2 separate regions of the Homo sapiens genome follow, and region 1 is linked to region 2. A link is an interaction called in ENCODE POLR2A ChIA-PET data of the cell type or tissue named here. Cell type or tissue: Caco-2. All regions are shown on one strand. Links, peaks and the distances in the headings refer to the core of each region. The heading gives the core; the rest is flanking DNA.

Region 1 (11,304 bases), core at 3,906-8,905, 63 kb before region 2:
ATTTTAGTTAAAAAAAAAAACACTGATGATTTTAAATCGTCATATGTATAGAATCTGTTAAAAGTTACCTACTCTGTATTAACTATTTCTGGCTGTCACTAGAGCTGAGATTGTCATAACAAAAAAGCTTGTTGAGGGGTAGAAGGTAAAGCCCAAATGGTAACAACTAAAGTACTGCAATAGCTCCCATGGCTCAAAAAGTTTGTTAGAGAAAGCAACTAGGATCAGTTTAACCTTCTTCTTCAAGAAAGTATATTTGTGACTCTTTTTAGAAGTTGAATATAATAATGCCAAACAAATAGTTTATATTACTTATATTTTAAGATAATAGTTATGTTTTAGAAAAAGGGGTTTAAGAATATTAGGCAAGGCTGTGATCAAGAGGAGAAACATAGAAGAACACCAGCTTGTAGGACTGCGTAATACAAAAAGACACAGTTTATAGTGGAACTGATCACCATCTCTTAGCATGTCTGCTCTGACAGTGTAGTTTTGCCTTACTTTCCTCACTGCTCTGTCTGTAGAATAAACTTAATCCAAGCCCATTAATAATTTAGTTTAGAAGTAATTAATAATATTCCTCTATCAACTGAGTTTTTCCTTCTTCATTTTTCTTTTTTTTTTTTTGAGATGGAGTCTTGCTCTGTTGCCCAGGCTGGAGCGCAGTGGCATGACCTCAGCTCACTGCAACCTCCGCTTCCCAGGTTCACGCCATTCTCCTGCCTCAGCCTCCTGAGTAACTGGGACTACAGGCGCCTGCCACCGCACCTGGCTAATTTTTTTTGTATTTTTAGTAAAGACTGGGTTTCACCGTGTTAGCCAGGATGGTCTCGATCTCCTGACCTTGTGATCTGCCCGCTTCGGCCTCCCAAAGTGCTGGGATTACAGGCGTGAGCCACCGCGCCGGCTCCTTCTTCATTTTTCTTAGTCTTCCTATGTACTAACTGCCTGTGGTGGATGGGTGAGGAGTACTGGTGCTTCTGAAAAAGCCCTTCTATTTACATAGTAAAACCAGGTAGAGAGAGAAAAGCTAGCAGCGTTGCCTTGCAAGTTGACATGTTAGCTCAGTGAATCTTGATTCACATAATTGATAAAATAAGGAAAACATTCTATTGAGTAACCTTACACTTCTTTGAATATCATTAAACTTATGCCTGATTTTACCATTTCCACACCAAGGGCTATACAAGATCTTCTATATAGAACTTGGCATAGAACTGGTAAAAATAGCATATAAATACTACATTATTGAAGTAAATGTCAAAGGTCTAAAACAAAAATATTTCTCCAAAGAGCAGAGGTACTGACAATACATGACAAGCTGAGATTTCTTCTTTGGGAAGAAGAAAAGGTTCAACAAATTTCTTACAAGAAATAGATATTAAATGAGTTGTTTCTGCATAATTGCATATTCACAAATGAAAGCATGAGCCGAGCTTGGCGGCTCATGCCTGTAATCCCGGCCCTTTGGGAGACTGAGGCAGGTAGATCACTTGAGGACAGGAGTTCAAGACCAGCCTGGCCAACATGGTGAAACCCCATCTCTACTAAAAATACAAAAATTAGCTGTGTGTGTTAGCACACGCCCATAATCCCAGCTACTTGGGAGGCTGAGACAGGAGAATCACCTGAACCCAGGAGGCAGAGGTTGCAGTGAGCTGAGATCACACCACTGCACTCTGACCTGGGTGACAGTGAGACTCTGTCTCAAAAAAAAACAAAAAAAACCCAACTGAATAGTATTCCAGTCTGTGTATGTACCACATTTTTTTATTCATTCATCTGTTGATGGACACTTAGGTTGCTTCCATATCTTGGCTATTGCGAATAATGCTGCAGTGAATATGGGAATGCAAATATCTCTTTGACATACTGATTTCAGTTCCTTTGGATATATACCCAGTAGTGGGATTATTAGACCTAATGGTAGTTCTAATTTTAATTTTCTGAAGAACCACCATACTGGTTTCCATAATGGCTACACTAATTTACATTCCCATAAGCAATGTACAGGGTTCCCTTTTGGTACATCGTCTCTAAGGCTTACTTTTCATCTTTTTAATAACAGCCATTCTAACATATGTAAGGCGATATCTCATTGTGGTTTTAATTTGCATTTTTCTGATGATTAGTGATTTTGAGCAATTTTTTCATATACCTGTTGGCTATTTATGTGTCTTCTATTGAGAATTAGCTACTCAAATCCTTTGCCCATTTTCTAATTGGGTTGTTTACTTATTATTGAGTTGTTTGAGTTCCTTATATTAATATATTTTAGGTGTTAACCCCTTATCAGATACATAGTTTGCAAATATTTTCTCCCATTTCACAGGTGTTTTCTTCACTTTGTTGACTGTTTCCTTGGCTGTGCAGAAGCTTTTTAGTTTGATGTAAACCCATTTGTCTGTTCAATATATTTTTTAATGATAAATTTTAAAAGTTTTCTTCATGGCTGGGCTTGGTGGCTCATGCCTGTAATCCCAGGACTTTGGGAGGCCAAGACCAGTGGATCACGAGGTCAGGAGATCGAGACCACCCTGACCAACATGATGAAACCCCATCTCTACTAAAATACAAAAAATTAGCCAAGTGTGGTGGCACGCGCCTGTAGTCCCAGCTACTCAGGAGGCTGAGGCAGGGGAATTGTTTGAACCCGGGAGGCAGAGGTTGCAGTGAACCGAGATCGCGCCACTGCACTCCATCCTGGGCAACAGAGCGAGACTCCGTCTCAAAAAAAAAAAAGTTTTCTTCATGACATGGAATATTGAGCAGCTGATAAAAATGATAGTTAAAAACTATTTAATAGCTTGAGGAAATGTTTAAACTATGGTATTAAGTATTTTTAAAATCAGCATATAAAATTTTGTCAAGAATTTGAGGTACTTGAATGTTCTTATAATGCAACAATGAAGATTCAATATAACATATACTTACTATTGTTAACAATTGAATTTGCATTGCTGTTATTGTTTTAAGAAAATAATGTTTTGTTTTGTTTTTAAGGCCTGTTGATTGCATACTGTAGAAGATTTGATGTTCAGACTGGTTCTTCTTACATATACTATGTTTCGTCTACAGTTGGTAAATTTTTGTTTTTCTTTGTATTAAATGTTGAATTGTATTGTCTGGAGGAAAAGACAGAGGTCTAAAAATAAAGAAGGAGTACAGTTTGGGCATGGTGGTTCACCCCTGGAGTCCTAGCACTTTGGGGGCCAAGGCAGGCAGATTGCTTGAGCCCAGGAGTTCTAGATGAGCCTGGGCAACATAGTGAGACCCCATCTCTAAAAAAACAGTTTTAGGGCCAGGCACAGTGGCTCACACCTGTAAGCCCAGCACTTTGGGAGGCCGAGGCAGGCAGATCATAAGGGCAAGAGATTGAGACCATCCTGGCCAACATGATGAAACCCTGTCTCTACTAAAAATACAAAAAAAATTAGCTGGGCGTGGTGGCACGCACCTGTAGTCCCAGCTACTGGGGAGGCTGAGGCAGGAGAATCACTTGAACCTGGGAGGCAGAGGTTGCAGTGAGCCAAGATTGCCCCACTGCACTCCAGCCTGGTGACAGAGCAAGACTCTGCCTCAAAAAAAAAAAAAAAATTATTTTTGTATTAGCTGTGTGTGGTGGTCATGCCTATGGTCCCAGCTACTCAGGAGGCTGAGATGGGAGAAACGCTTAAGCCCAAGAGGTCAAGGCTGCAGTAAGTCATGATCGTACCACTTCACTATAGCCTGGGCGAAAGATTGAGTCCCTGTCTCAAAAAAAAAAAGAAAGGAAGAAAAAGAAAAGAAATAGCTAAGTGAGGGAGAAGATGAAGAAAAGAAAAAAAGTATAAAGAAATTCAAAAAGCAGTCTCAGCTGGGCACAGTGGCTGGCCAGACGTGGTGGCTCATGCCTGTAATCCCAGCACTTTGGGAGGCCAAGGCAAGTGGATCACTTGAGGTCAGGCGTTTGAGACCAGCCTGGCCAACATGGTGAAATCTCAACTCTACTAAAAATACAAAAAGTAGCTGGGCATGGTGGTGCACACCTGTATTCCCAGCTACTCGGGAGGCTGAGGCAAGAAAATTGCTTGAACCTGGGAAGTGGGTTCAAGAGACAAGATTGCACCACTGCACTCCAGCCTGGGCAACTGAGCGAGGCTCCATCTCAAAAAAAGCAGTTTGAGGCCACTAAGTATGGTACTCTCCAGGGCTTTAACATATTAGTATCCAAAGGCAGATTATAGGAGTGTTCATTAATTCTCCTGTGTACCTTTGGACAACTTAAACTCCCTGTTCCTCCATTGCCTCATCTTTAAAATTAGAAACTATACTAAATTGTTTATAAAGGGAATATTCTGAGATCCTATGTTCCTAGTAAAACCCTGAGTCATTAAGAAAAGTTCAGGCCGGGCGCGGTGCTCACACCTATAATCCCAGCACTTCGGGAGGCTGAAGCGGGTGGATCACCTGAGGTCGGGAGTTTGAGACCAGCCTGACCAACATGGAGAAACCCAGTCTCTGCTAAAAAATACAAAATTAGCCAGGCGTGGTGGCACATGCCTATAATCCCAGCTACTTGGGACGCTGAGGCAGGAGAATTGCTTGAACCCAGGAGGCAGAGGTTGCGGTGAGCTGAGATCGTGCCATTGCACTCCAGCCTGGGCAACAAGAACAAAACTCCATTTCGAAAAAAAAAAAAAAAAAAGAAAAGTTCAAAAGTATGTGCTTATTAACAAAGCTTAGGAAGTATGTAATCAGTGTTAGGAAGATTTTTTTTAAACAACTTATATTACCTATTGGTACAGATTTAGTTATCTAAAATATGAAACTATTTAACATCTTTAATAGCAACAGATAATTGAAGCTCTCATGAATTATTATCTCTTATCAATGATACATGGTTAGGTTAGTAATAATTGAAATGCTAACCAGTTTCCACATTTTTCAAAAGCTCCATAGAAGATGTCTCCTAATCCTATCTAGGAAAATGATGAAATTACAAGAAGTCATAGAGCAAAAATATCCTCAGAAATGTTTGAAAACCAGTACATAAATGACAGAGGAAAAAACCCACCTTTGGTAACATGTAGAAATGACTTATAGCTTGGTATTCTTCTTGCAGCCTATGCTATTGGCATGATACTTACATTTGTTGTTCTGGTGCTGATGAAAAAGGGGCAACCTGCTCTCCTCTATTTAGTACCTTGCACACTTATTACTGCCTCAGTTGTTGCCTGGAGACGTAAGGAAATGAAAAAGTTCTGGAAAGGTAACAGCTATCAGGTATGTGCTTATACTTTGGTTACCAAGTTATCTTATGGCTTAATTTACTGACTGATTTTGGGTGGGAACAGCCTATATGTAGCAAAGCTTTTATGTACCAAAAAGTACTGTAATACCCCCTTACTCACTGTCCACCTATTGAATCATCATTTGTGACCTCCCCTGCAATCTAATGCCAAAAGCCTGGTGATTCAAGACAAAACTACAAAAAAAAAAACAGCAGAGGACATCAGGGAAAACAAAATAGCATTTCAACATGTATTTTCAAAACCTACACAAAAGCAGACTTCATGAAAGATAAAATTCGTTGTTTAAAATAAGTACTTAATTTTGAGACTAAGCATTAGCTATTTGTAGTAAGAGTCCTAAGGTTTTGCAGATAAAAAGTGTACTCTGGCCAGGCACGGTGGCTCACGCCTGTAATCCCAGCACTTTGGGAGGCCGAGGCAGATGGATCACCTGAGGACAGGAGTTCGAGACCAGCCTGGCCAACATGGTGAAACCCGTCTCTACTAAAAATACAAAAAATTAGCCGGGTGTTGTGGCAGGCGCCTGTAATCCCAGCTACTTGGGAGGCTGAGGCAGGAGAATCACTTGAACCCAGGAGGCAGAGGTTGCAGTGAGCCAAGATTACGCCATTGCACTCCAGCCTGGGCAACAAGAGTGAAACTCCATCTCAAAAAAAAAGTGTCCTCTTCAGCATCTAAATGGGCCTAACCAAACTAGATAGGGCATTCATTTGAGATTTAAGTGAATCAAGGTTGAGCTTTCTTTAAAATTTCTAAACAAAGAAAATCTTGATACCAAGGTCTCTTTTGCTTGAGTGGTTTCTTCATTAAAGTTAAAGCCTTTTCTTTTTTTTCCCCCTAAATGTTCTTGGTATTCCAGTAAAGTCTGTTTGCATTGAAATTAAGAAGAGTTGGGAAACCCTAGCCTATTGAGGTCAGGGCCATGGCACTGACCCCTTCATGAAGGCACTTTGTGAGGCAGTTAGCTCTGCTTTCCCCTATTACAACTACCACTCTCCTCCATCCACCCTCATGCTTCTGTGTCAGTTGACACGTGAACAAAAAGAGAGACACTTTGGATGGGTGGCTGAAACTCTGATAGTAGATAAACAGTTCAAAGTCCATGTCCATCTTGTGCTTGGTCTTTCATGTCATTTATAGTGTTACTTAATGAGAGGTGGTTAACACATTAAGTTACAGACTACTATGATTTGAAAAAACACTGGTTTAGAATTCTTTTGAGGAAATCTTAACATTTCTTTGAGATTTGGTTAAGCTAATAATACCTGTCTTGCCTACATCACAAAGCTGTTGTCTCAACTTATACTGTTATACATAGAATTAGTTTATGATCCTAATGCCCTTGACTAAACTAGTAAGGTAACTTTTAACTTTTCTATTGAAGATGACACTCACATAGGTTTTTTATAGATTTTTAAAAATAAAGTGTATCCTATGATATACACTATGCTAATAACATCTAAAAATCACATCTCAAAAAGTACTCTACATCATTTTTTAATGGTTTTATATTTCTTCATTTAGCAAATGTTTATGAGTGATTCTATGAGAGGATACTATTTTTGGTATTGGTGATACAAGATGATCAAGTTGGAAAGAGGCCTATTCTCATGACCTCTTGAAAGTTACAGTCTAGCCGGTCGCGGTGGCTCATGCCTGTAATCCCAGCACTTTGGGAGGCTGAGGCGGGAGGATCACGAGGTCAGGAGATCGAGACCATCCTGGCTAACACGGTGAAACTCCATCTCCACTAAAAAATACAAAAAAAATATTAGCCGGGTGTGGTGGTGGGTGCCTTGTAGTCCCAGCTACTCGGGAGGCTGAGGCAGGAGAATGGCGTGAACCTGGGAGGCGGAGCTTGCAGTGAGCCGAGATCGTGCCACTGCACTCCAGCCTGGGGGACAGAGCAAGACTCCGTCTCAAAAAAAAAAAAAAAAAAAAACGAAAGTTACAGTCTAGTGAGGAATAGACATAAAGTCACTAACAATAAAGTGTGATAAACCTATTAGTTACGGCAGGTGCCATGAAAACTATAGATGGGATATCCAGTGCTTGTGGTTTCAGGAAAGAGTCCTAGGTGATTTGGGGAGGGCTTTCTAAAGAATATTAAATTTATGTCCAGACTTTAAGACTGAGCTGTGTGTTCCATGTTGAAGGAACCATGTCTTCCGAGGCTCAGAGGGAAGAGAACATGGCACATGCTAGAAACTCAGTGAAGGTTAGGATGGCTATAATGCTGAGTAGAGGGTTACGGGAGTTACAGGAAATGAAAGCTGGAGAAGGAAGCAAGAGTGAGAGCCTTGTATGTAGCATCTTATAAGCCACATTTAAGAGTTTGGACTCTATACTAAGCACTGGAGACCATTTAAGGTTTTAAGAAATCTAGAAAATTAAGGGAGCAAAACTGGGGACAATTATTGCAATAAGAAGTGATAGAAGGCCAGACATGGTTGTTTATCCTGATAATTGCAGCACTTTGGGAGGCTAAGCCAGGAGGATCACTTGACCCCAGGAGTTTGAGAGCAGCCTGGGCAACATGTGAGACCCTGTCTCTACAAAAAAGAAAAAATTTGCTGGGCGTGGTGGCACATGCCTTTGGTCCTAGCTGCTCGGGAGCCTGAGGTGGGAGGATTGCTTGAGTCCGGAAGATAGGGGCTTCAGTGGGCCATGATTGCACCACTGCACTCAGCCCGGGCAACAGAGCGAGTGAGACCCTGTCTCAAAACAAAAACACAAACAAAAAAGAAGTGATAGAAGCCTAAATTAGCAAAATAGTGAGATGGAAAGACGTGAACAAAGTTAAGAGAAATTTAGAGGCATAATAGGGCCTCATGATGGAGTCAGTATGGGTGGAGGAAAAGAAGTAGAGTTCAGGGCTTCTGGATTGGGAAACTGAGTGGGGGGATGGTGATGAAGGAAAGGCAACAGGGTTGAGGAAGATGATGATGAATTCAGTCTTGAACATTTCAGAAGTACCTATTGGATCACCACAAAGAGAGAAATAATAGGCAGTTGAATAAATAGGTCTGATGTGCAAGAGACAGACCTGGCTAGAGATAGATAATTGGGAGTACCATTAGCATACAGAATAAAGAGTTGAGAATGTAGAGGCAGAAGAAAAGACTCAGGACAGGCCTGTGAGCAAGAGATTTCTATTATTAGGGGTACTTATCTGATTAACTGTAAATCAGGACAAAGAAGACAAGCAACATCAGGAAATTTTATTGTGAGTTGACATTAAATCTTTGTTTAGTTTAGAATTGAAATTTAGGATTGTTAGTGAGAGCACATGTGCTGTCTTACAGAATTATGTTTCTTGTTATTTTCATTGTCAGAATTTATTTTTACTTATAAAAAATTCATTTCCCTTTCATACAGCTTTTAAAGTATTTTATTATTAAAAATATATGCTTATAGGCTAGGTGCAGTGGCTCACGCCTGTAATCCCAGCAGTTTGGGAGGCTGAGGCGGGCAGATCACCTGGGGTCAGGAGTTTGAGACCAGCCTGGCCAACATGACAAAACCTCATCTCTACTAAAAATGCAAAAATTAGCTGGGCATGGTGGCACATACTTGTAATCCCAGCTACTTGGGAGGCTGAGGCGGAAGAAGTGCTTGAACCTGGGAGGTGGAGGTTGTAGTGAGCTGAGATTGCGCCATTGCACTCCAGCCTGAGTGATAGAGCAAGACTCCGTCTCAAAAATAAATAAATAAAAATAAAAATATGTGATTATAGAAAATTTGGAAAATATTTTTTAAAAATACAAGAGGAAAATTAAGTCCGCCCATAATCCTACTACCTAGAGATAGTTAAGGTTTAAGTGAATTTCCTTCTGTGCCTTCTCTGGATAAATGGATAGACGAGTGAATGATACTATAAATAGTTCTCTTTCTTTTTCAGTGCATTTTATATTTTATTTTAAATTCCTTATAAAATTATTTTAATGGCTATATAATATTTCCTTATATGCATATATCATACTTTGTTATTTACTTTGACCCAGTAATTTCTCTTAAGGTATTTTCAGAAAATGATTAAAAATTTGGGCAAAAATGATGTGAAAAGATGTTCATTATAGTAATTCTAGTCTTCTTTGTTCTATTTTAATGTCTTGTAGGTTAATATTATTGGTAGTTAATTTACTAAAATTTTTACATAGACCTTTACTGATTGCATTTTAGTAATTTTTCTTTTTTGTATCTTAATTACAAATTAGTGCATATTTGTGTTTTTAAAATAAGCAATACAAAAGTGTCTAAAGTAAAAATGGGAGTCCTTTTTCTAACCATTCTTCCCCCACCCCCACCCTTAACGGGCAGCTACTGTAAACAGTTTCTTTCTTTGTAGCTTCCATATCTTTTTGTGCTAACTCATACTGGAAATAGTTGAATATTTAGAGTTGTTGTATACATAAAGTTATTAACATTGCATTTCTTTGGAAATATTCTACAGCACATTTTTTCCTCTGGTTGATTCTAGCACCTTTCCTCCTTCTTTTTCCATAATTGTTACTGACACAGGATTGTAGTTAAGGAAAGATTTCAACCAAGGGCTACATTTGTATTCCCAGTGAACAAATGCTTTGCCCTGGACCATCCAAGTTTCATTCTTAGGCCGGGAGCGGTGGCTCACACCTGTAATCCCAGCACATTGAGAGGCCAAGGCTAGTAGATCACTTGAGATCAGGAGTTCGAGACCAGCCTGGGCAACATGATGAAACCGCATCTCTACTAAAAATACAAGAAAAAAGTAGCCTGGCATGATGGCACACACTTGTAATCCCCAGCTACTCAGGAGGCTGAGGCAGGAGAATCTTTTGAACCTGGGAGGCAGAAATTGCAGTGAGCCAAGATTGTACCACTGCACTCCATCCTGGGCAACAGAGTGACACAGTCTAAACAAAAAAAAACACCAAAAAAAACTTCTTAAAAATCATGATCTTGAGAAAAATTTTTTGGGCGGGGAGGGGTGGCGGAATTTGCTCTATCACCCAGGCTGGAGTACAGTGGCACAATCTTGGCTTACTGCAACCTCCACCTCCTAGGTTTAAGCGATTCTCCTGCCTCAGCCTCTCAAGTAGCTGGGATTATAGGCATGCACCACCATCCCTGGATAATTTTTGTATTTTCACTAGAGACAGTATTTCGCCATGTTAGCCAGGCTGGTCCTGAACTTCTGACCTCAGGTGAACCCACCTGCCTTGGCCTCCCAAAGTGCTGGGATTACAGGCATGAGCCACCGTGCCCGGCCAAGAAAAAAAATTTTTTTTTTTTTTTTTGAGATGGAGTTTCACTCTTATTGCCCAGGCTGGAGTGCGATGATACTATCTTTGCTCATTGCAACCTCCACCTCCAGGGTTCAAGCGATTCTCCTGCCTCAGCCTCCCAAGTAGCTGGTATTAAAAGCATGCGCCACCATGCCCAGCTAATTTTGTATTTTTAGTAGAGATGGGGTTTCACTATGTTGGTCAGGCTAGTCTCAAACTCCTGACCCTCGATGATCCACCAACCTCGGCCTCCCAAAGTGCTGGGATTATAGGCGTGAGCCACCATTCCTGGCCTGAGAAAAAAATTTGCCTCTGCTTCACAGCAGCTACCTACAAAGGGAAAGAACACTGTTGCTAGTCACTAAGTAATAATAGCCCCAGGAGGGCAGACATCAGGAGCTTTACCATATAACATAGTAGCTAAGTAAGGCATTTGATTGTAGGAAAATCTGTTTAAAAGCGTATAAAAACATAGGCCAACTTTGTTAATAAAATTCTCACTTTCTAGTGTAGTATCGTAATTGTATTAGGTAAAGACATTCAGAATACAAAATAACCCATAGAAGTAAAGAGCATAGAGTCTAGTACCAGGCTGCCTAAATTTGAATTCTAATTTTGTTAATTATTAGCTGTGTAGCCTTGGGCAAGTTGCTTAGCTTCTTGGTGCCTCAGTTTTTCTACATAGTAAAATGGGATAACAACCTATTTCAGAGGGTTGCTGTAATAAATATGTTAATATCTAC
Region 2 (11,304 bases), core at 3,186-8,185:
TCCAAAAATTTCTCTTTATTTTAACATTTTAAAAAATTCTTAACTTTGAACGGATCTCTCACAACAAACACATTTCCATTGAAAGTGTAATGTATATGATACATTTAAAAAACTTTTGAGAAACAAAGTTGAAGCAATACGTAGAGTTTCAATACATTAAGACTGTCATTATTAATAACATTTGGTGGCTTTATTTTTAACTTTTTCTCAGTGTATTGCTTTTGTTTTAAAGTAGTGCTACATTCAGTCTATATGCAAAATGTACCTGCTTTTCATACTACAGATATTTTATAAGAATGGTAGTTAATAGGCCTGGTGCGGTGGCTGACACCTGTAATCCCAGCACTTTGGGAGGCTGAGGTGGGCGGATCACGAGGTCAGGAGTTCGAGACCAGCCTGGCCAACATGGTGAAACACTGTCTCTACTAAAAATACAAAAATTAGCCAGACGTGGTAGTGGGCACCTGTCATCCCAGCTACTTGGGAGGCTAAGGCAGGAGAATTGCTTGACACTGGAAGGCAGAGGTTGTAGTGAGCTGAGATCCACACTGCTGCACTCCAGCCTGGGTAACAAGAGTGAAACTCTGTCTCAAAAAAAAAAAAAAGGAATGGTAGTTAATATTCTGTTATTGTGTATACCACAATTTATATACCTGTTCTACTATTGGTCAATTTAGTTGTTTTCGATTTTTAGCCATTTAAAATTTAATTAGGCCACAATGAAGATCTTTGTGGATAAAACCTTTTTTATATTTAAGATTTTCCCCCCTTAGGTTATGTAATGCCAGAATCTTTTGAAAAGTATTAAAGGAATATAAATGATCACCCAGTAGTGAATGAGATTGTCTCCTTTACTGAGTAATGACTGGAGTAACATTTTCCATCACCATCAAGAAAACGTGATAAGTAGAAAATAGTATGTATATATTTTTAGGCTGGGCATGGTGGCTCATGCCTGTAATTCCAGCACTTTGGGAGACTGAGGTGAGCAAAGTCTGCCTTCCGGGTTCAAGCGATTCTCATGCCTCAGCTACCTGAGTAGCTGGGACTATAGGCATGCGCTACCACGCCCACTTAATTTTTTTTATTTTTAGTAGAGACAGGGGTTTCACCATGTTGGTCAGGCTGGTCTCGAGCTCCTGACCTCAGATAATCTGCCCGCCTCAGCCTCCCAAAGTGAGTCACCGTGCCTGGTATACATTTATTTATTTTTAGTTGACAGTAATTATAATAGTATATATTTTAAATTTGGATTTATTTATTATTGAGAAAATATTTTATGTTTTTTAAATATCCCTCAATTTTTTAATACATTCTGTAAATGTTTTTGATTAGTTCTTTTTGGATCATTAAAATAGATAACCTTAACATCTCTTCCAATCATTAGAGTCTATGATTTATTCTGATTTCTTACTACTTGTTAAAGATATGTTTTATTACAACATCGTATCACATTTCTCAACAAGAGGATAAATGACATTTCCCAAGTCACATGGCTATTCATAAAGATGGGATTAGTATTTAAGCCTCCTTAGTTCAGTGTGCCAGTTCTAAAATAAAATACCATTTTTCTTCCGGAGAAATTGATGTTTTGCTTTATTAAAAAAATAGATTTTGTTGGTCGGGTGTGGTGGCTCACGCCTGTAATCCCAGCACTTTGGGAGGCTGTAGGTGGATCACCTGAGGTCAGGAGTTCGAGACCAGCCTGGCCAACATGGTGAAACCGCGTCTCTACTAAAAATATAAAAACTAGCTGGGCGTGGTGGTGGGCACTTGTAATCCCAGCTACTTGGGAGGCTGAGGCAGGAGAGTTGCTTGAATCCAGGAGACGGAGGTTGCAGTGAGCTGACAAGGTGCCACTGCACTCCAGCCTCAGTGACAGAGTGAGACTCCATCTCAAAAAAAAAAGAAAAAATAGATTTTATCATTAAGGAGTTTATTTTCTATAGTTTTATTAATTCCACTTTGCAATAGAAATAATAAAAGCACTCAAGGTATTAAAGAAATCCAAAGCTGTTACTAAGTATCCCCACCTTTAACCATTCATGAGAGACATAATTTACAGTTAGCTCGTCACTTCTTTCTACAGTAGTTGAACTCTTAATTTTATATGAATAGGTAATTGACACTTGGTTCATAACTTAAAAGGTACCAAATGCTGTAAGTGAAAGTCTCCTTTCCAGTACTGTGCTTTAGCTATAAGTTTACCTTGCTAATAAAAAATCTGATGTTATCCATTCCTTGGAATGTCTTCCAGAAAGTTAGATATAGTCTTTGTATGTCCAAGCAGATGATTATCCCCCTTCCCCCTTTAAAATATATAGTGTAGCCCACTGTGACTGTAACTTATCTTGGCGATCACTAGTTTGTTCTTTCTTTTTTTTTTTTTTTGAGACGGAGTCTCGCTCTGTCATCCAGGCTGGTGTGCAGTGGCGTAGTCTCACTGCAAGCTCTGCCTCCTGGGTTCAGGCCATTCTCTTTCCTCAGCCTCCCGAGTAGCTGGAATTACAGGCGTGTGCCACCACATCTGGCTAATTTTTTGTATTTTTAGTAGAGACGGGGTTTCACTGCGTTAGCCAGGATGGTCTTGATCTCCTGACCTCGTGATCCTCCCGCCTCAGCCTCCCAAAGTGCTGGCATTACAGGCGTGAGCCACTGCGCCTGGCCACTAGTTTGTTCTTAATTGTTGCAGCCTATTTAATTATGTCTGAATTGTAATTTGTTTTAGTAATCTCTTATTGAACATTTTAGCTATTTTCACTTTCTTTTGGCTGTTAGGAAAAAAATTCTGCAGTCAACGACCTTGTACAATTTTCATTTTATACGTATACTACAGATGTGTTTTAGCCTATGCTTTTAGAACTGGAATTAGTGTGTGAGAGTCAACGTTTTTTATTTTGATGGGTATTGCCAAGTGGCCTTCCATAGGGATTATATAAATATATACTCTCACCCACAGATACCAGACTCTCTCTGTATTCTTGCCAAGATAATGTCTTTTTTTTTTTTTTTGAGACAGTTTCTCGCTCTTTCGCCCAGGCTGGAGTGCAGTGGGGCATGATCATGGCTCACTTTAGCCTCGACCTCCCATGCTCAAGGAATCCTCCCACCTCAGCCTCCCTAGTAGCTAGGACTATAGGCCTGCACCACTACCCCTAGCTAATTTTTTTTTTTGTAGAGACGGAGTTTCGCTTTGTTGCCCAGGCTGATCTTAAACTCCTGGACTCAAGCAATTCACCTGTGCCTCCCAGAGTGTTGCAATTATAGGTGTGGACTGTCTGCCAGGCGCGGTGGCTCACACCTGTAATCCTAGCACTTTGGGAGGCCGAGGCAGGTGGATCACAAGGTCAGGAGATCGAGACCATCCTGGCTAACACAGTGAAATCCCATCTCTAGTAAAAATGCAAAAAAATTAGCCGGGCATGGTGGCAGGAGCCTGTAGTCCCAGCTACTTGGGAGGCTGAGGCAGGAGAGTGGTGTGAACCCGGGAGGCGGAGCTTGCAGTGAGCTGAGATTGCGCCATTGGACTCCAGCCTGGGCAACAGAGCGAGACTCTGTCTCAAAAAAAAAAAAAAAAATTGAGACTGTCAGTTAAAAAATAGTTATTTGAATTATAAATCAAGGTATACGTGAACTATAATATCTACTGAAAAATTAAACTAGGTATATAATTTTTTTTGTTTTGTATTTTATGTATTTTATATACTTTAAAATCAGAAAGTTTTTCACCTGAAATAATTTATTTACCTTTTTGTGTTCAATAGATGCCTTCCAGGATGTCAAATTTGTCAGCAACTCGTCAGGTAAGTTTAACATAACTATACCGCACAAATTTCGGAAAATAAATAAAACTAATCTATTAGAAATATGAGTTAGAACACAGTGGCATGAAACTCACATGCTATTATATTTGATGGGTACTTTACCTAGACTTGGAAGGTGAAGGGTCAGTCAAGGCTGTTTGAAACTCAGGTGAAGCTACCTAAGAAGAGTTGTAAAGTTGTGTCTGTTGAGCAGAAGTTGAAGGACAGGAATTTTAGGCAGCGAGAGCAGTGTATGGGAAGGCCTGATAGTGAAAGACATCATGGTTCTGTCAGGAAACTGCAGAATGTAAGATGGAGATTTGAGAGATTTGGGCCTGGAAAAATGAGAGTTTCAGTTACTCTACAAGGCTTTTTGTTGCACATGCTTTTGATTTCATGTTAAAAGGATATTGTACAGGCAATTAATAACATGCTATATTAGTATTATTATTATTTTGAGACGGAGTCTTGCTCTGTTACCCAGGCTGGAGTGCAGTGGCACAATCTCGGCTCACTGCAACCTCTGTCTCATGGGTTCAAGCAATTCTCCTGCCTCAGCCTCCCGAGTAGCTGGGATTACAGGCATGCGCCACCATGCCCGGCTAATTTTTGTATTCTTAGTAGAAATGGGGTTTCACCATGTTGGCCAGGCTGGTCTTGAATTCCTGACCTCAGGTGATCCACCCGCCTCGGCCTCCCAAAGTGCTAGGATTACAGGTGTGAGCCACCAGGCCCGGCTGATTTTATTTTTTGTAAGAGCAGTTTGCATTTTTAGATTGGATTGGAAGAAAATAGACCAGTTGCTAAAGTTTTAGAGTGACTCTGGCAAAAAGATGAGAACCTGAAGTAAGATGTTTTTGACAATGAAGAGAAGTAGGCATATTTGAAGGGCTTAATGAGATAAATGCAATAGGATTTGGTGAATGTGAAGAAAAGGGAAGATTTGAGCATGGTAACTACATTTCCTTCTTAGGCAACTGAGTAAATTGTAATATGCTTTAGGGTCTGATGAGGAAGTATAAGAGGAAGAAGAGAAGGTCTCTGGGTGGTAGGCTAGGAATAAAAGTACATAGAATGGGTTTATTTTAGATATATTGAAGAGTTTTTCAAGGAAGTCTGTAAAAACAAAAACAAAAAACCTGACAGGCTGGATGTGATGGTTCGCGCCTGTAATCCCAGCACTTGGGGAGGTTGAGGCAGGAGGATGGTTTGAGCCTAGGAGTTTGAGACCAGCCCGGGTAGCATAGTGAGACCCTGTGTCTACCAAAAAAAAAAAAAAAAGAAAACCACACACAAAAATCTTGGCATGGTATCATGTACCTGTAGTCCCAGCTACTTAAGAGGCTGAAGCAGGAACATCATTGGAGCCGGGAGGATCGTTTGGGCCTGGGAAGTTGAGGCTGCAATAAGCCCTGATCACACCACTGCACTCCTGCCTGGGCAACAGAGCAAGACCCTGTCTCCAGAAAAAAAAACAAACAAAAAGACCTGACAGTCTTTCATATTTGCCCCTGTACTTAACCATCTCCAGTCCTTTTCATTTCTTCTTATAGATGGTGAGGTTCCATCTGGTGTCTCTTGTTTGACGATGCCAAAGAGTTTCTTTTATTTAGCATTTCATATAGTGCAGCTACACTGAACTGAACATGAATTTTCTCAGTTTGGTCTATCTGAAAATATATTTCTTTTATTTTCATGTTTGAAGAATGTTTTCACTGGATATAGAATTCTGGGTTGTGTTATTTTATTGCAGCAGGGGTTTTTTTTTTTTGTTTTTTTCTTTTTTTGAGATGGAGTCTTGCCCTGTTGCCCAGGCTAGATGGCATACAGTGGTGCGATCTCAGCTCACAGCAACCTTTGCCTCCCAGGTTCAAGTGATTCTCCTGCCTCAGCCTCCCCAGAAGCTGGGATTACAGGCACACACCACCATGCCTGGCTAATTTTCGTACTTTTAGTATAGATGGGGTTTCACCATGGTGGCTGGGCTGGTCTCCTGACCTTGTGATCTGCCTGCCTTGGCCTCCCAAAGTGCTGGAATTCCAGGCGTGAGCTGTTGCGCCCAGCCCATTGCAGCACTTTAAAGGTGTCATTATTTTATCTTGTAGCTTTTGTTTCTAATGAGAAGGCAGCTGTAATACAGTAGTTGTCTTCCTGTGTGGAATGGGTCTTTTTCTTCTCTAGCTACTTTAAATATTTTTTTTTTCTATTCCTTTGGTTTTCAGCAGCATGTCTATAATATGCCTGAGAGTGATTCTCTTTGTACTTATTCTGCTTGCGTAAATATTTGCACGTTCAAATTTTTTACCTGATTGAGAAGGTTTTTTGTTTTTTTGTTTTTTTTTTCCTTTGAGATGGAGTCTTGGTCTGTTGTCCAGGCTGGAGTGCAGTGGTGCGATCTTGGCTTACTGCAACCTCTGCCTCCCAGGTTCAAGCAATTCTCCTGCCTCAGCCATCTGAGTAGCTGGGATTACAGACGCATGCCACCATGCCTGGCTCATTTTGTATTATTAGTAGAGATGGGATTTTACCTTGATGGTCAGGGTGGTCTTGAACTCCTGACCTCGTGATTCGCCCGCCTTGGCCACCCAAAGTGCTGGGATTACAGGCGTGAGCCACTGCATTTGGCCAGGAAGTTTTTTTTTTTTAATTAACTTTTTTTTCTTTATCTGATGTATTGAATAATTTCTATTGATGTCTTCAGGTTCACTCTTATTTCTACATTCTCCATTTTGCTGTTTTGTCCATCCAGTGAATTTTCTTTTCTTTTTTTTTTTTTTTTTGAGACGGAGTGTCACTCTGTCGCCCACGCTGGAGTGCAGTGGCGCAGTCTCAGCTCACTGCAAGCTCTGCATCCTGGGTTCATGCCATTCTCCTGCCTCAGCCTCCCGAGTAGCTGGGACTACAGGTGCCTGCTGCCACACCCGGGTAGTTTTTTGTGGTTTTTTTTAGTAGAGATGGGGTTTCACCTTATTAGCCAGGATGGTCTTGATCTCCTGACCTTGTGATCTGCCCGCCTGTAATCCCAAAGTGCTGGGATTACAGGCGTGAGCCACTGCGCCCAGCCCATCCAGTGAATTTTCATTTCATACATTACATTTTTCAGTGCTAGGATTGCTATTTGATTCTTTGTTATAGTTTCCATTTTACTGCTGAGATGCACCATGTGCACTCTCATTATGACTGTCTATTCCTGTATGCCCTTCAGCATATTTATAATACCTGCATTAGAGTCTTTGTCTACTGATTCCAACATTTGCATCATTTAGGGTCTGTTTCTGGTGACTGCTTTTTTTCCTTCATCTTTTTTATATGTCTAGTATTTTTTTATTTTTTTGAGATGGTGTCTTGTTCTGTTGCCCAGGCTGGAGTGCAGTGCTGCAATCTCAGCTCACTGCACCCTCTGCCTCCCGGGTTCAAGCAATTCTCCTGCCTTAGCCTCCCGAGTAGCTGGGATTACAGGCGCACACCACCACGCCCAGCTAATTTTTTATATTTTTAGTAGAGATGGGGTTTCACTATGTTGGCCAGACTGGTCTGGAACTCCTGACCTCAGGTGATCCGCCCGCCTTGGCCTCCCAAAGTGCTGGGATGGTGTGAGTCACTGCACCCGGCCAATAATTTTTTATCATATATTGTTGTTCTGGAGTAAATAATTTTCCTGTAAGGAGTGTTCAGTTTCTTTCTGACAGGTGATTAAATTAATTTTTGATAGATTCTTTTGTCCATTCAGGTTTGATTTTCTTCTTTGTTAGGGCAGTTCTACTTCTATTTTGAACTTAGTCCTAGGATGTGGACCTTCCTCTTAAGGTATAGCTTTTTTGTGTTCTCAATTGAGTGTTCAGGGGGTTCAGTGATGTCTTTTCACGCTGAACTAAAACTGCTATGTCTTCCAGACCTTTAGGACCCCGTTCACAGACCCACACACAGCAAGTGATTACTGCTAGGCATCACAGAATCTCTCACAGATACACCTTAGACCATGGCCAAAGACCCATGGTGAATCCCCATGTGAGATTTTTTTCCTTCTTGTCTTTATAGCTCCCTTTTCTCTGGTAACTCTGCTACAAATTCCAACTGTTTCAACAGCCTAGAATTCTGTTCTCTACTTCCTTGCTTGGCCCAGTGTCTACTGTTTTCTGCCTAGGTGTCATCTCTATGATTGAGAAATTGCCCCCAAGCTGGTGCAGTCATGGGGGTTTACCTCATGTGTTTCCCTCATTTCAAGGATCACAGCTTCGTGTTTCTTCTTGTTTAATGCCTGAAACAGTTATCTCATATATTTTGTTCACATTTATGTCAGGAATCTCCGAGACCACACCTAGATTCCATGATTAGCTAGAATGAATCACAAGACTTAGCATGTAGTGGTACTCTTGATAAGATTTAATAAGTATTATGTTATCTGTTGAGGAAGTTTCCTCCTTTCCTAGTTTGCTGACAGTGCTTATAATGAACAGACATTCAGTTTTGTCCAATGCTTGTTTTCCTTTTTGTGGAGAACGGGGTCTCACTATATTGCCAAGGCAAGTTTTGAAGTCCTCGGCTCAAGCTATGCTCCCACTTATGCCTCCTTAAGAGCTGGGATTGCAGGTGTGAGCCACCACGTCCGTTTCTTTTTTCTTTTTGGGGGGAGTGGGGAAACAGGGTCTCACTCTGTGGCCCAGACTGGAGTGCAGTGTCACAGTCACTGCAGACTTGACCTCCCGGGCTCAGGTGATCTTTTCCCTTTAGCTTCCCAAGTAACTGTGACCACAGGTGCATGCCACCATGCCTGGCTAATTTTTGTAGAGAAGGAGTTTTGCCATGTTGTCAGGCTGGTCTTGACTCCTGAGCTCAAGTGATCCTTCCACTTTGGCCTCTCAAAGTGCTGGGATTACAGGCACGAGCCAGTGTGCCCGGCCTAGTCTTTTCTTGTAATGCTAATGCTTTGCCTTTTTTTCTTTTTTTGAGATGGAGTTCCTTTTGTTACCCAAGCTGATCTAGAACTCCTGTCCTCAAGCAGTCTTCCCACCTCAGCCTCCTAAGTAGCTGGAATTACGGGCTGGTTTTATTTTGTTTTTGTTTTTTTCCAAAGCAGAATGAGTCTCACCTCATGAAATGAATTGGGAAATGTACCCACTTAAACGATTTTTTTGGAAGAACGTATGTAGAATTTATATTTCCTCCTAAATGTTTGATGAAATTCACCAGTGAAGGCATCTGGCTTTGAATTTTCTTTGTGGAAAGGTGTATTAATGATTTTTTTTTTTTTTTTTGAGACAGAGTCTTGCTGTATTGTCCAGGCTGGAGTGTTGATTTATTTTCCTGTTCAGTTTTTCTCATTATTCTGACTTCAGTTTATCAATTTTATTTATCTTTTCAATGACAAGCTTTTTGTTTTCTTGCTTTCCCCCACGATTTTTCTCTTTTCTGTTTCATTGTGTTCTTTTTTTTTTTTTTTTTTTTTTTTTTTGAGATGGAGTCTCACTCAGCCAGGCTGCAGTGCAGTGGCATGATCTTGGCTCACTGCAATCTCCGCCTCCCAGGTTCAAGCAATTTTCATGCCTCAGCCTCCTCAGAAGCTGGCATTACAGGCGCCCACCACCACACCCGGTGAAGTTTTGTATTTTTAGTAGAGACAGGATTTCACCATGTTGGCCAGGCTGGTCTCGAACTCCTGACCTCAAGTGGTCCACCCGCCTCGGCCCCCTGAAGTGCTGGGATTACAGGCATGAGCCACCGCACCCGGCCCATTCTGTTTTCTTTATCATATCTTTTCTTCTGCTTACTTTGAGTTTAATTTGCTGTTATTTTTAGTTTTTAAGGTAGAAGTTTAGGTTATTTTTTAAATGAAATTTTTAAAACCTTTATTTAGAAAATTATTATTTTATTTATTTATTGTATTTATTTATTTTGAGAAGGAATCTTGCTCCGTCGCCAGGCTGGATGTGCAGTGGCGCGATCTCAGCTCACTGCAACCCCCACCTCCTGGGTTCAAGTAATTCTGCCTCAGCCTCCCGAGTAGCTGGGATTACAGGCGACTGCCACGACGCCCAGCTTATTTTTTATATTTTTAGTAGAGATGGGGTTTCACCATGTTGGTCTTCATCATGCTCATATTCTTTTCCCACAGTCTTCTTTTCTTTAATTTTTTCTTTAATTTTTTCGTTTAGAGACAGAGTCTTACTATGTTGCCAGGCTAATATTGAATTCCTGGGCTTAAGCAATCCACCTGCCTCGGCCTCCCAAAGTGCTGGGATTATAGGCATGAGCCACCGTGCCCAACAAGCATGGTCTTTCTTTAAATTTTTTTTATTTTTATTACAGACGGGGTTTCACTGTGTTAGCCAGGATGGTCTCGATCTCCTGACCTCGTGATCCACCCGCCTCGGCTTCCCAAAGTGCTGGGATTACAGGCGTGAGCCACCACACCCGGCGTCAAGCATGGTCTTAATAGTTGGAGCTCATTTATAATACTTGTTTTTGTGTCATTTTCTGATAATTCCATCATCTCGTTCTTTTCTGGTCTTCATTTAGTGATTTTATTTTATTGATAGTTTTCTGCTTCTTTGCATGCCTCAGTATTCTTTGAAATTTTTATTTATTTACTTTTTTGAGACAGGGTCTCTCTGTGTCACCCAGGCTGGAGTGCAGTGGCACCATATCAGTTGACTGCAACCTCTGCCTCCTGGGCTCAAGCAGTCCTCCCATCTCAGCTTCCCAAGTAGCTTGGACTACAGGCGTGCATCACCACGCCCGACTAACGTTTGTATGTTTTGTAGAGATGGGGTTCACCATGTTGCCCGGGCTGGTCTAAACTCCTGGGCTCAAGCAAACTGCCGGTCTCCATTTTCAAAAATACTAGGATTACATGTGTGAGCTACCACGCCCGGCCAATGTCTGGGAATTTTTCATGCATGCTGACAATAGTGAATTTTATGTTTTTGGTTACTGGCATTTGTTGTATTCCACTAGCGAGTTTTAGACTTGCTATAGCATGCAATTAGATTACTTTGGATCAGTTTGATCCTTTCAGGTCTTGCTCTTAAACTTTGTCAGGGCATGGGCTGTCTAGGTCTGATTTTTTTGTTTTTTTTTGTTTTTTTTGAGACCCAGTCTTGCTGTGTTGCCCATCCTGGAGTGCAGTGGCACGATCTCGGCTCACCACAACCTCTGCCTCCCAGGTTCAAGCGATTCTCCTGCCTCAGCCTCCTGAGAAGCTGGGACTACAAGCGTACGCCACCATGCCTAGTTAATTTTTATATTTTTAGGAGAGACAGAGTTTCACCATATTGGTCAGGCTGGTCTAGAGCTCCTGACCTCAGGTGATCCATCCACCTTGGCTTCCCAAGGTGCTGGGATTATAGGCATGAGCCACCGTGCCTGGTCTGTCTAGGTCTAATTTAGTCCTTCTAATTTAATGATACTTTTTTTGAGGACCCTGTCATAAGCCTTGTGTGTTATGAGATCTCTACTCTGGCTGGTGGGAACATAAAGTGTTCCCTGCCCTTTATGAGCTTCA

Evidence for each region. ChIA-PET counts read pairs that join two places held together with the same protein. Peaks named below come from ENCODE experiments on the same cell type or tissue, not always from the same donor. Only the 100,000 strongest peaks of a DNase experiment are listed, where the experiment ranks them.
Region 1: POLR2A ChIA-PET joins it to region 2 with 6 read pairs; 3 of 35 experiments call an interaction of 5 or more read pairs at or near these places.

Annotation. Positions count from the first base shown.
Region 1 is chr15:50,713,901-50,725,204 of GRCh38, reverse strand. SPPL2A (signal peptide peptidase like 2A) reads left to right here. Exons shown (of 15, transcript NM_032802.4): 13 at 3,004-3,081; 14 at 5,105-5,265. Among named protein-coding and RNA genes, the nearest start is that of TRPM7, 33 kb to the right of the region's middle. RefSeq lists a cis regulatory region at 6,384-6,397 and an enhancer at 6,318-6,462. In Caco-2, for the core only: no CTCF peak of the experiment used is centred there; a DNase peak (open chromatin) is centred at 6,304.
Region 2 is chr15:50,650,280-50,661,583 of GRCh38, reverse strand. It overlaps TRPM7 (transient receptor potential cation channel subfamily M member 7), which reads left to right. Exons shown (of 39, transcript NM_017672.6): 3 at 3,765-3,803. It overlaps LOC128092252, which reads left to right. Exons shown (of 4, transcript NM_001414947.1): 3 at 3,765-3,803. Among named protein-coding and RNA genes, the nearest start is that of TRPM7, 31 kb to the left of the region's middle. In Caco-2, for the core only: no CTCF peak of the experiment used is centred there; a DNase peak (open chromatin) is centred at 5,803.